Regions from separate parts of the Homo sapiens genome. Here region 2 is linked to region 1. A link is a contact called in ENCODE Hi-C or POLR2A ChIA-PET data. All regions are on one chromosome and are shown on one strand. The core of a region is the stretch at or near the end of the contact, and the rest is flanking DNA. Distances in the headings are between cores, read along the strand shown. Region 1 has its middle 15 kb from the start of SLC25A3. Region 2 has its middle 13 kb from the start of SNORA53.

Region 1 (4,908 bases), core at 1,064-3,563:
TGATCAAAGTTAACCTCACCCTAGGAATGGTATAAATCACCAAGTGTTTCCTGAGGGGTGCACTGAGCAGAATACATCACTCACACAGTATCCCTTCTCTAAATGCACAACCTGAATGGAATCACAAAACTTCAGACAACTCTCAACTAAAGGAAATTTTACATAAATCGCTGGCCTGTACTCCTAAAAAATGTCAGGCCATTCTAAGTGGCATGAGATGGTATCTCACTGTGGTTTTGATTTGCATTTCTCTAATGACCAGTGATGATGAGCTTTTTTTCATATGTTTGTTGGCCGCATAAATGTCTTCTTTTGGGAAGTGTCTGTTCATATCCTTCACCCACTTTTTCATGGGGTTGTTTATTTTTTTCTTGTAAATTTGTTTAAGTTCCTTGTAGATTCTGGCGATCATTAAAAAGTTGGGAAACAACAGATGCTGGAGAGGATGTGGAGAAATAGGAACGCTTTTACACTGTTGGTGGGACTGTAAACTAGTTCAACCATTGTGGAAGACAGTGTGGCGATTCCTCAAGGATCTAGAACCAGAAATACTGTTTGACCCAGCAATCGCATTACTGGGCATATACCCAAAGGATTATAAATCATTCTATTATAAAGACACATGCACACATATGTTTATTGCAGCACTATTCACAATAGCAATGACTTGGAACCAACCCAAATGCCCATCAATGATAGACTGGATAAAGAAAATGTGGCACATATGCACCATGGAATACTATGCAGCCATAAAAAAGGATGAGTTCATGTCCTTTGCAGAGACATGGATGAAGCTGGAAACTATCATTCTCAGCAAACTAACACAGGAACAGAAAACCAAACACCGCATGTTCTCACTCATAAGGAGGAGTTGGATGATGAGAACACATGGACACAGGGAGGGGAACATCACACACTGGGGCCTGTTAGGGAAAGGGGGGCTAGGGGAGGGATAACATTAGGAGAAATACCTAATGTAGACGACAGCATGATGGGTGCAGCAAAACACCATGGCACGTATATACCTATGTAACAAACCTGCACGTTCTGCACATGTATCCCAGAACTTAAAGTATAAAAAAAAAATTATCTAGGGGTGACAGTGAGCAAAAATAAATAAATAAATAAGGCCAAGTGCCATAGCTCACGCCTGTAATCCTAGCACTTTGGGAGGCCCATGCTGGTGGGTCACTTTGAGCTCAGGAGTTTGAGACCAGCCTGGCCAACATGGTGAAACTTCATCTCCGCTAAAAATACAAAAATTAGCCAGGCATGGTGGCTCATACCTGTAATCCCAGCTACTTGGGAGGCTGAGATTGTAGGACTGCTTGAGCCAGGGAAACAGAGGTGGCAGTGAGCTGAGATGGTGCTGCCACCGCAGTCCAGTTTTAGCAAAGGGAGCTAAAGAGGCATGTGTACTAAATGCAATGTGTCATCCACGATTAGATACGGACCAGAAAAAAAGGCATTGTTGTAAATAAAGGACATTGTTGGGACAATTAGCAAATTTTGAATGTAGATTATAGGTTAGATTATTAGTATTAAATTTCCTGATTTTGATAATTATACTCTGCTTATGTAAGAGAATATCCTTGTCCCTAAGAAATGCACTCTGAGGCCGGGTGCGGTGGCTCACACCTGTAATCCCGGAACTTTGGGAGGCTGAGGCGGACAGATCACTTGAGGCCAGGAGTTTGAGATCAGCCTGACCAACATGGCAAAACCCCATCTCTACTAAAAATACAAAAACTAGCCAGGTGTGGTGGCACATGCCTATAGTCCCAGCTACTCAGGAGGCTGAGGCACGAGAATCACTTGAACCTCGGAGGTGGGGGTTGCAGTGAGCTGGGATCGTGCCACTGCACTCTAAGCCGGAGTGTCAGAGCAAGACTCTCCCCATCCCCCTCCCCCACAAAAAAAAGAAATGTACCTGAAGTATTTAGGGGCTAAACAGTATACTCTGCAGTTTACTCTCAAATGGTTCAAATTATATGGGTAGGTGGATGGGTGGAGGGATAATAGGTAAGTAGGTAGATAGATAAATAGATAGCCAGACATAGAGATAGATGGGAAAAAAAACTATTAAAGCAGTTGTGACGAAATATTAAAAACTGGTAAATCTGGATGAAGTATATATGAGTTATTTGTACTATTCTTACATCTTTTCTGTAAGTTTGAAATTATTTGAAAATTTAAAAACAATTATAATTAGAGGAGGAAGCACAGGGCTGTATTTTATACTGTAGTTTCTGAATGAACTCTGAATGATTACATCCAGATACTTACTACGGCCACCAGGAAAAAACATGCTAGCCTTTGGACTAGGTGTGGCTGTGATAGACATGATCCTGCTAACTACTGCTAGAAAAAATGGCTTTAACTCAACTAATCCAAAACCAAAATCATATTTTATGGATGACTGTTGCATTTCACTACCTTATAACTAAAAGTTGGATATAATAGTTTTGCTCATTGTTTCCTGGTGAACCTCATTGTTACCTTCTAAGAATGTCCACCAGGAAGCTACACATAGCTTATGTTATCTAGATTCAAAATCCATTCCAATGTATCTATTGAGTGTGGAGGAGACTGTTAGTACTATCTGAAAATCCATGTGCTCCTCCATATTTTCTCAGTCCTGTGTACCTGGGTGGTGTCACAGGATTAATTCTTGCCAAAAGAACATAAATGGAAGTGATGTGTCACTTTTACTCTGAGGCAGTTGAGTGCAGATGTGCCTTCTTGTTCCACCTCTTCCCCTTTAGCTGAACCTGTAGAGGTCATGTAGAGGTGGCAGAACCATAAAATGAAAGCAGCTTGAATCCCTGAGTCACCGCTTCAGGGAGAGTTCTCTGGAAAACCACCTGATCAGCACCAAACCTTACAGGAGCAAGAAATGTTATTGCATTATTTATTGTGTTATATTGTTAAGATTTTAGGTTAATTCGTTCATTCAAGATAGCCATATCGACTTACCATTCCTCTTTCTCTTCCCTCTTATTCCTTTTTCTTGTCTTTAAAAAACATTATTATTACTATTATTATAATTATTTTCTTCTCTTCAGGCAGGGCACGGCCAGTGAGACCTGTAAGGTTGGTACCAAGGAGGCACCCAGCAGGGTTAGGAAGTTGGTTACATACGGGGGTAATAAGTAAGTAAACGTATTGAAGATAATGAAAGCCAGGTTTATTATCTCTGTCAGAGAAGGGGGTTACAAATGTGGAAAGAAAAATAGACTGGAATGAACCCTGTGGTGTTGTGATTTGAAGATTTGAAATTGGAGATATCAGTGTGAACTCATGTGGTTTTTTGTTTTGTTTTGTTTTTTTCTTAGAGTCTCACTCTGTCACTCAGGCTGGAGTGCAATGGCATGATCTCTGCTCACTGCAACATCTGCCTCCAGGGTTCAAGCGATTCTGCTGTCTCAGCCTCCCGAGAAGCTGGGATTACAGGCGTGACCACCACACCCAGCTAATTTTTCTATTCTTGGTAGAGTCAGGGTTTCACCATGTTGGCCAGGCTGGTCTCGAGCTCCTGACCTCAAGCAATCCCCCTGCCTCGGGCTCCCAAAGTGTTGGGATTACAGACGTGAGCCACTGTGCCCATTCAGAACTCATGGTTTTTAAAAGAAAAGTTAGATGATAGACATAGATAGATAGATAGATAGATAGATAGATAGATGATAGGATAAAGATGGATAGAGATAAATGGATGACAGACAAAGATAGATATAGATTGATGGATGATAGAGATAGATCAGATAGATGGAGATGAATGATAGAGATGGATAGAGATAAGTGGATGGCAGAGATATAGATCAATGGATGACAGAGATAGATGATAGATAGATAGATAGATAGATAGATAGATAGATAGATAGATAGGCATGATAGACAGAGATGCATAGACAGAAATAAATGGATGAGGCTGGGCGTGGTTGCTCACACCTGTAATCCCAGCACATTGAGAGGCCGAGGTGGGCGGATCACCTGAGGTCAGGAGTTAGAGACCAGCCTGGCCAACATGGTGAAACCTCGTCTTTACTAAAATACAAAAATCTAGCCGGGCGTAGTGGCAGGTGCCTGTAATCCTAGCTACTTGGAATGCTGGGGCAAGAGAATCGCTTGAACCCAGGAGGTGGAGGTTGCAGTGAGCCGAGATTGTGCCACATTGCACTCCAGCCTGGGCGACAAGAGCAAGACTCCGTCTCAAAAGAAAAAAAAAAAAAAAGAAATTGGCCAGGCATGGTGGCTTACGCCTCTAATCTCAGCACTTTGGGAGGCCAAGGCAGGCAGATCACCTGAGGTCAGGAGTTTGAGACCAGCCTGACCAACATGGAGAAACCCTGTCTCTACTAAAATACAAAATTAGCTGGGCATGTTGGCACATGCCTATAATCCCAGCTACTGGGGAGGCTGAGGCTGGAGAATCGCTTGAACCGGGGAGGCAGAGGTTGCGGTGAGCGGAGATTGTGCCATTGCCCTCCAGTCTAGGGAACAAGAGCAAAACTTCGTCTCAAAAAAAAAACAAAAAAAACAAAAAAAATGGATGACAGAGATAGATGATAGATATAGAGAGATGGATGGTAGATAGAGATGATAGAGAAATAGATGACAGATAGATAGATAGATAGATAGATAGATAGATAGATAGATAGATAGATAGATATAGATGTGTACGTTATACAGTTGGCCCTCCATGTCCATGGGTTCTGAATCCATGGGCTCAGCCAGCTACAGATCAAACATATTAGGAATAAAAAATAACAATACAACAATAAAAAAAACAAATAAAAAATACAGTATAACAACTATTTACATAGCATTTACATCATAGTGCGTATTATAAGTGATCTAGAGATGATTAAAATATACCAGAGGATGTGTGTAAGTTATATGCAAATGCTA
Region 2 (4,908 bases), core at 1,393-3,892, 35 kb after region 1:
TTGAACCCGGGAGGCGGAGGTTGCAGTGAGCCGAGATCGTGCCATTGCACTCCAGCCTGGGCTACAAGAGCGAAACTCCGTCTCAAAAAAACAAAAATAAATAAATAAAAAATAAAAATAAAAGAGAATTCATAAACTCGCCAGGCACAGTGGCTGACACTTGTGATCCCAGCATTTTGGGAGGCCAAGGCAGGAGGATTGCTTGACTTCAGGAGTTCGAGACCACTCTGGGCAGTATAGGCAGACTTCATCTCTACCAAAAAAAAAAAAAAAAAAAAAAAATTAAAAAAGTAGTTAGGGTTGGTGGTGAATTCATGTAGTCCTAGCTACTCAGGAGGCTGAGTGGGAGGATTGCTTGAGGTCAGGAGACAAGAGGCTGCAGTGAGGCATGATCATGCCACTGCACTCCAGCTTGGGCAACAAAATAAGACCCTGTCTCAAAACAACAACAACAACAACAACAACAACAACAACAAACACACAGAATTCATAAACTCTTATTTTTGAGGTGACCAGCTCTGTGGATCTGGATATCCTTCACGCTAGGCATTTGAAACTGGGGCTAATGCTGTGTGGGTTTACTTTAGGTTATTATAGTGTACTTAAAAACATATATTGATGAGAGATTACACATATAAACACAAATATTTCAAGTGTATACTGTAATGCCAGAACTCTGGGAGGCCAAAGCAGAAGAATCACTTGAACCCAGGAGTTCAAGACCAGCCTGGGCAGCATAGGGAGATTCCATCTCTACCAAAAAAAAGAAAAAAAAAGAAAAAAAGAAAAAAGAAATTAGCCAGGCATGGTGGCTTGAGACTGTAGTCCCAGCTACTCAGGAAGCTGAGGTGGAAGGATCATTTGAGTCCAGGAGGTCAAGGCTGCTGTGAGCCATGATCACACCACCGCACTCCAGCCTGGGTGAAAAAGTGAGAACCTGTCTCAAAAATAAAAATAAATAAAAATTTAAAAAGTGTACCCTTTGATGAGTTTTGACATATATCTATCACAATGAAGATAATAAACATCCTTCACTCCTTTTCCTTGTGGCTCTTTGTAATCTATACCTGTCTCCATCTCTATCTACAGTTGTGATGGATAATTTTGTTTCAAGCTGCCTGGGCTAAGGGATGCCCAGATAGCTGGTAAAACATTATTTCTGGGTGTGTCTGTGACAGTGTTTCCAGAAGAGCTTAGCATTTGACTTGGTAGACTGCATAAAGAAGATCACTTTCGTTAATGTGGGTGAGCATCATCCCATCCATTGAGGGCCTGGATAGAAAAAAGGCAGAAGGGTGAATCTGCTACTCTTTGAACTGGGACATCTATCTTCTCCTGCCCTCAGACATCAGTGTTCCTGGTTTTGGGCCTTTGGTCTTTCACGAGGGCTTAGGCCATCACTTCCTTTGGTTGTCAGGCCTTCAGACTCACTCTGAATTAAACCACTGGCTTTCCTAGTTTTCCAGTTTGCAGATGAAAGATTGTGTGATTCTTGGCCTCCATAATCATGTGAGCCAATTCCTAGAATCTATCTATCTATCTATCTATCTATCTATCTATCTAATCTATCCACCCATCCATCCACCACCCACCTACCTACCTACCTACCTACCTATCAATCATCTGTCTATCCATCCATCCTATTGGCTCTGTTTCTCTGGAGAATCCTAATGCAACAGGCAACCACTGATCTACTTTCTGTCACTTTAGATTATTTTGCATTTTCTAAAGTTTTATGTAATTGGAATTGATAAAACTTTTGCCAATGCTGTTAGAGCTCCCCCCTCCCCTTTTTTTTTTTCCCCCTGAGATGTAGTCTTGCTTTGTCTCCCAGTCTCCCAGGCTGGAGTGCAATGGTGGGATGTCTGATCACTGCAACCTTTGCCTCCTGGGTTCAAGCGATTCTCCTGCCTCAACTTCCCGAGTAGCTGGGATTACAGGTGCCCACTACCTTGCCCGGCTAATTTTTGTATTTTTAATAGAGACGTGGTTTCACCATGTTGGCCAGGCTGGTCTCAAACTCCTGACCTCAGGTGTTACACCCGCCTCGGCCTCCCAAAATGCCGGGATTACAGGCGTGAGCCACGGCGCCCAGATTTAGGGCCTCCTCTTCTAGTTGCTTTGGCTACTTCTGGTCACATCCTCATCAGACGAGTTGTGTTGCTTTGAGGCAGAGTCTGTCTGAGGCTTGGCAAGCCCCCTTCAATCTACACCCTCCCCCACAACCCTTGCTCTAGAAGCCACTTTCCAGCCCCTTTTATTAAGTAACCTACTTGCTATGGCCTGAATGTGTCTCCCCAAAATTCATACGTTGAAATCCAATGTGAGACATTTGGGAGGTGATTAGGTCATAAGGTAGGAGTCTTCATGGACAGGATTAGTGCCCCTATAAAAGAGGCCCCAGATTGCTGCTTGCTCCTTCCACCACGTGAGGACACAGCTAGAAGGTGCTATGAACCAGGAAGTGGGCCCACACTAGACACTGAATCTGCCAGTACCTTGATCTCAGACTTTCCAGCCTCTAGAACAGTGAGAAATAAATTTGTTAGTTACAGGCTACCTAAAGTTCTTGCTATACTATTATACACCAGCCCAAATAGACCGAGACACTACTGTTCCTTTCCCTGTTTCCTAAAGCCATGAAGGACCCAGATAGGCTTTTATTTTTTTTCCCCTGCAGCTCACTGTGACCTTTCTAGTTTCTCTTCCTCTAACTGGATAATGAATGCCGCAGCCCTGTCCCCTGAGGGGTCCCTTCAGTTAGGTCCCTAAACACACATGCTGGGCTCCCTGGCAGCCAGAGAGGGCAAGTGGGGATTCAGATCCTGCCCCTTCGAGATCTCCCCATGCTAACTAGCACATTCTGCTTCTCCTATGTGTGTGTGTGTGTGTGTGTGTGTGTGTGTGTGTGGGTAACAACATGTATGTCAGAAGGATGGATAAAGTTCTTGCTATGTAAAGTTGCAAAAATAGGTTTTAGCATATTTATTTTGGAAAATCAACCTGTTTTAAAGTTTTATTTTTACTGTACAAAATAGGATTAAATATAAAATGACTTTTGCTCCAAAATATCATTATTTTTGATTTACCAGTCTTCTCATGAGAGGTCCCATTAAAAAAATTACCTTAGTCTAATCTCAATAATGTCAAACTAATTCATATCTGAAATGTGTGCTATTTCATCTTTAATATCCTTAATCTCAGCTTGGACTATTGTTAAATTAGATATTTTTTCACTTAAGAAAGCAATTTCTTTCTCTCTTTGTAGTAAGTCGGTAACCAATCTCCCAATGCGTAGTGTTAAATCATTTACTAATGGTTCTAAACGGGAAAAGTCCTTCTTTAGATTATACACCTTTGGTTTTAGATCATTTGCAAAAGTCACTGTCTTCAGAACTTTGGCTCTGTCACCTTCTAAGCTTAGAAATCTATCTGTATGTTTGTCGAAGTCACTCTTTAGTTCGGTTAGCGTCTTCTTAACAGAGTTAATTCTTTGTGAATTTTCAGATGCTGTCTTTCGGAGCGTTGCTGTTCGATCAATACTGCTTGAAAGAAGATCACCTATATTTTTTACTGTATTTTTTTCTACTTTCTCTATTTTATTTTCTAGTTCTTGCACAGAATCTGTCAATGATATTACATCAGTTACTAAACCTGAAATCCGTCGTATATCTGTTTTTACACTTGTAATCTTGAGACCAACATCTTTTGCCATGGAAGTTGTACTTTGGTCTACTTTTGTAATGTCTTGAGAAAGCGTCGTCAGACTGTTGTTCAGTATATCCTGTTTTTCAGTTATCCTATTGGACCAAGTTTTTACCTCATTAATTTCTTCCTGTAGACGCTTTAGATGAGCAATTATTTGAAAAGACTTCAATTGTTCCATGATAGCTTCAGATTTCTGCCACTATAAGAAAATATAATATCACAATGATTAAATGTATTAGAAGCTTACCATTTAAAATTCATCTTAAATTTTATATTTCTTTTTAATTTTAATTTTTTTTTTGAGACAGAGGCTTGTTCTGTTACCCAGGATGGAGTGCAGTGGCACGATCTTGGCTCACTGAAACCTCCACCTCCTGGGTTCCAGCGATTTTCCTGACTCAGCCTCCCAAGTAGCTGGGATTACAGGCACCCGCCCCCACCTCAGCTAACTTTTTTTGTATTTTTAGTAGAGACGGGTCTTCACCATGTTGGACAGGCTGGTCTCGATCTCCTGACCTCTGGTTATCTGCCCACCTCGGCCTCCTAAATCCATGCCTGGGATTACAGGCGTGAGCCACCACGCCCTGCCTTATGTTATTTTTTAACTACACTTTACTGTTCTTCTGGAAAGCATATGGTAAAAGACGACTTCAGAAGTAAGAGAATTTAGAACAATGTAAGTGAATTACTAATGAATAAGAAGGAAACATTAAGAAAATTTCATGAAATGTCCCTGGAAATTACATTTTTTACATTATAATATTTTCACAATTGGTCTTCTGTACAGTAATAAAATGAGCTACATGAGACAGTGATGTGGTTTTTCAGTTGCTGGAGAAGGGAAAAGGAAGTTTCCTCCAGTTGAGCTTTGCTAGGTGAGACAAGGCAACATAAGTTCTTTTTTATTTCAGCTTTATTAAGGTATAATTGACAAATTAAAATTGTATATATTTATTGTGTACAATGTAATATTTTGATATACATATCTACGCACATATTGTGAATGATTAAATCAAGCTAATGAACATATCTATCACCTCATGTATTTTTTTTTGTAGTAAGAATATTTAAGATCTACTCTCCTAGAAATTCTCTCTTTTTTTTGGAGATGGAAGTCTCACTCACTCTGTACCCAGGCTGGAATGCAATAGCCCCATCTCTGCTGACTGCAACCTCTACCTCCTGGGTTCAAGTGATTCT

What was found. A loop is a pair of places that touch in the nucleus more often than their neighbours do. ChIA-PET counts read pairs that join two places held with the same protein, here RNA polymerase II (POLR2A). Pooled maps may share reads with other maps.
Region 2: a map of Caco-2 shows a loop between it and region 1 (12-fold over the local background). The contact joins two enhancer-like sites. A Hi-C loop is called at or near these places in 1 of 168 maps with a recorded cell type or tissue (Caco-2), 1 of 37 single-sample maps with no recorded cell type and 4 of 50 pooled maps. POLR2A ChIA-PET finds 5 or more read pairs at or near these places in 10 of 52 experiments (A673, B cell, GM12878 and 7 more).

The regions. Positions count from the first base shown.
Region 1 is chr12:98,576,255-98,581,162 of GRCh38, forward strand. No RefSeq gene overlaps it. Among named protein-coding and RNA genes, the nearest start is that of SLC25A3, 15 kb to the right of the region's middle. Within about 2 kb of position 2,314, at least 3 of the 41 ENCODE cell types and tissues checked have a DNase peak (open chromatin) inside an H3K27ac peak, as active enhancers do.
Region 2 is chr12:98,610,434-98,615,341 of GRCh38, forward strand. It overlaps a transcript of IKBIP not described here. Among named protein-coding and RNA genes, the nearest start is that of SNORA53, 13 kb to the left of the region's middle. RefSeq lists a silencer at 224-424 and an enhancer at 2,376-2,565. Within about 2 kb of position 2,643, at least 5 of the 41 ENCODE cell types and tissues checked have a DNase peak (open chromatin) inside an H3K27ac peak, as active enhancers do.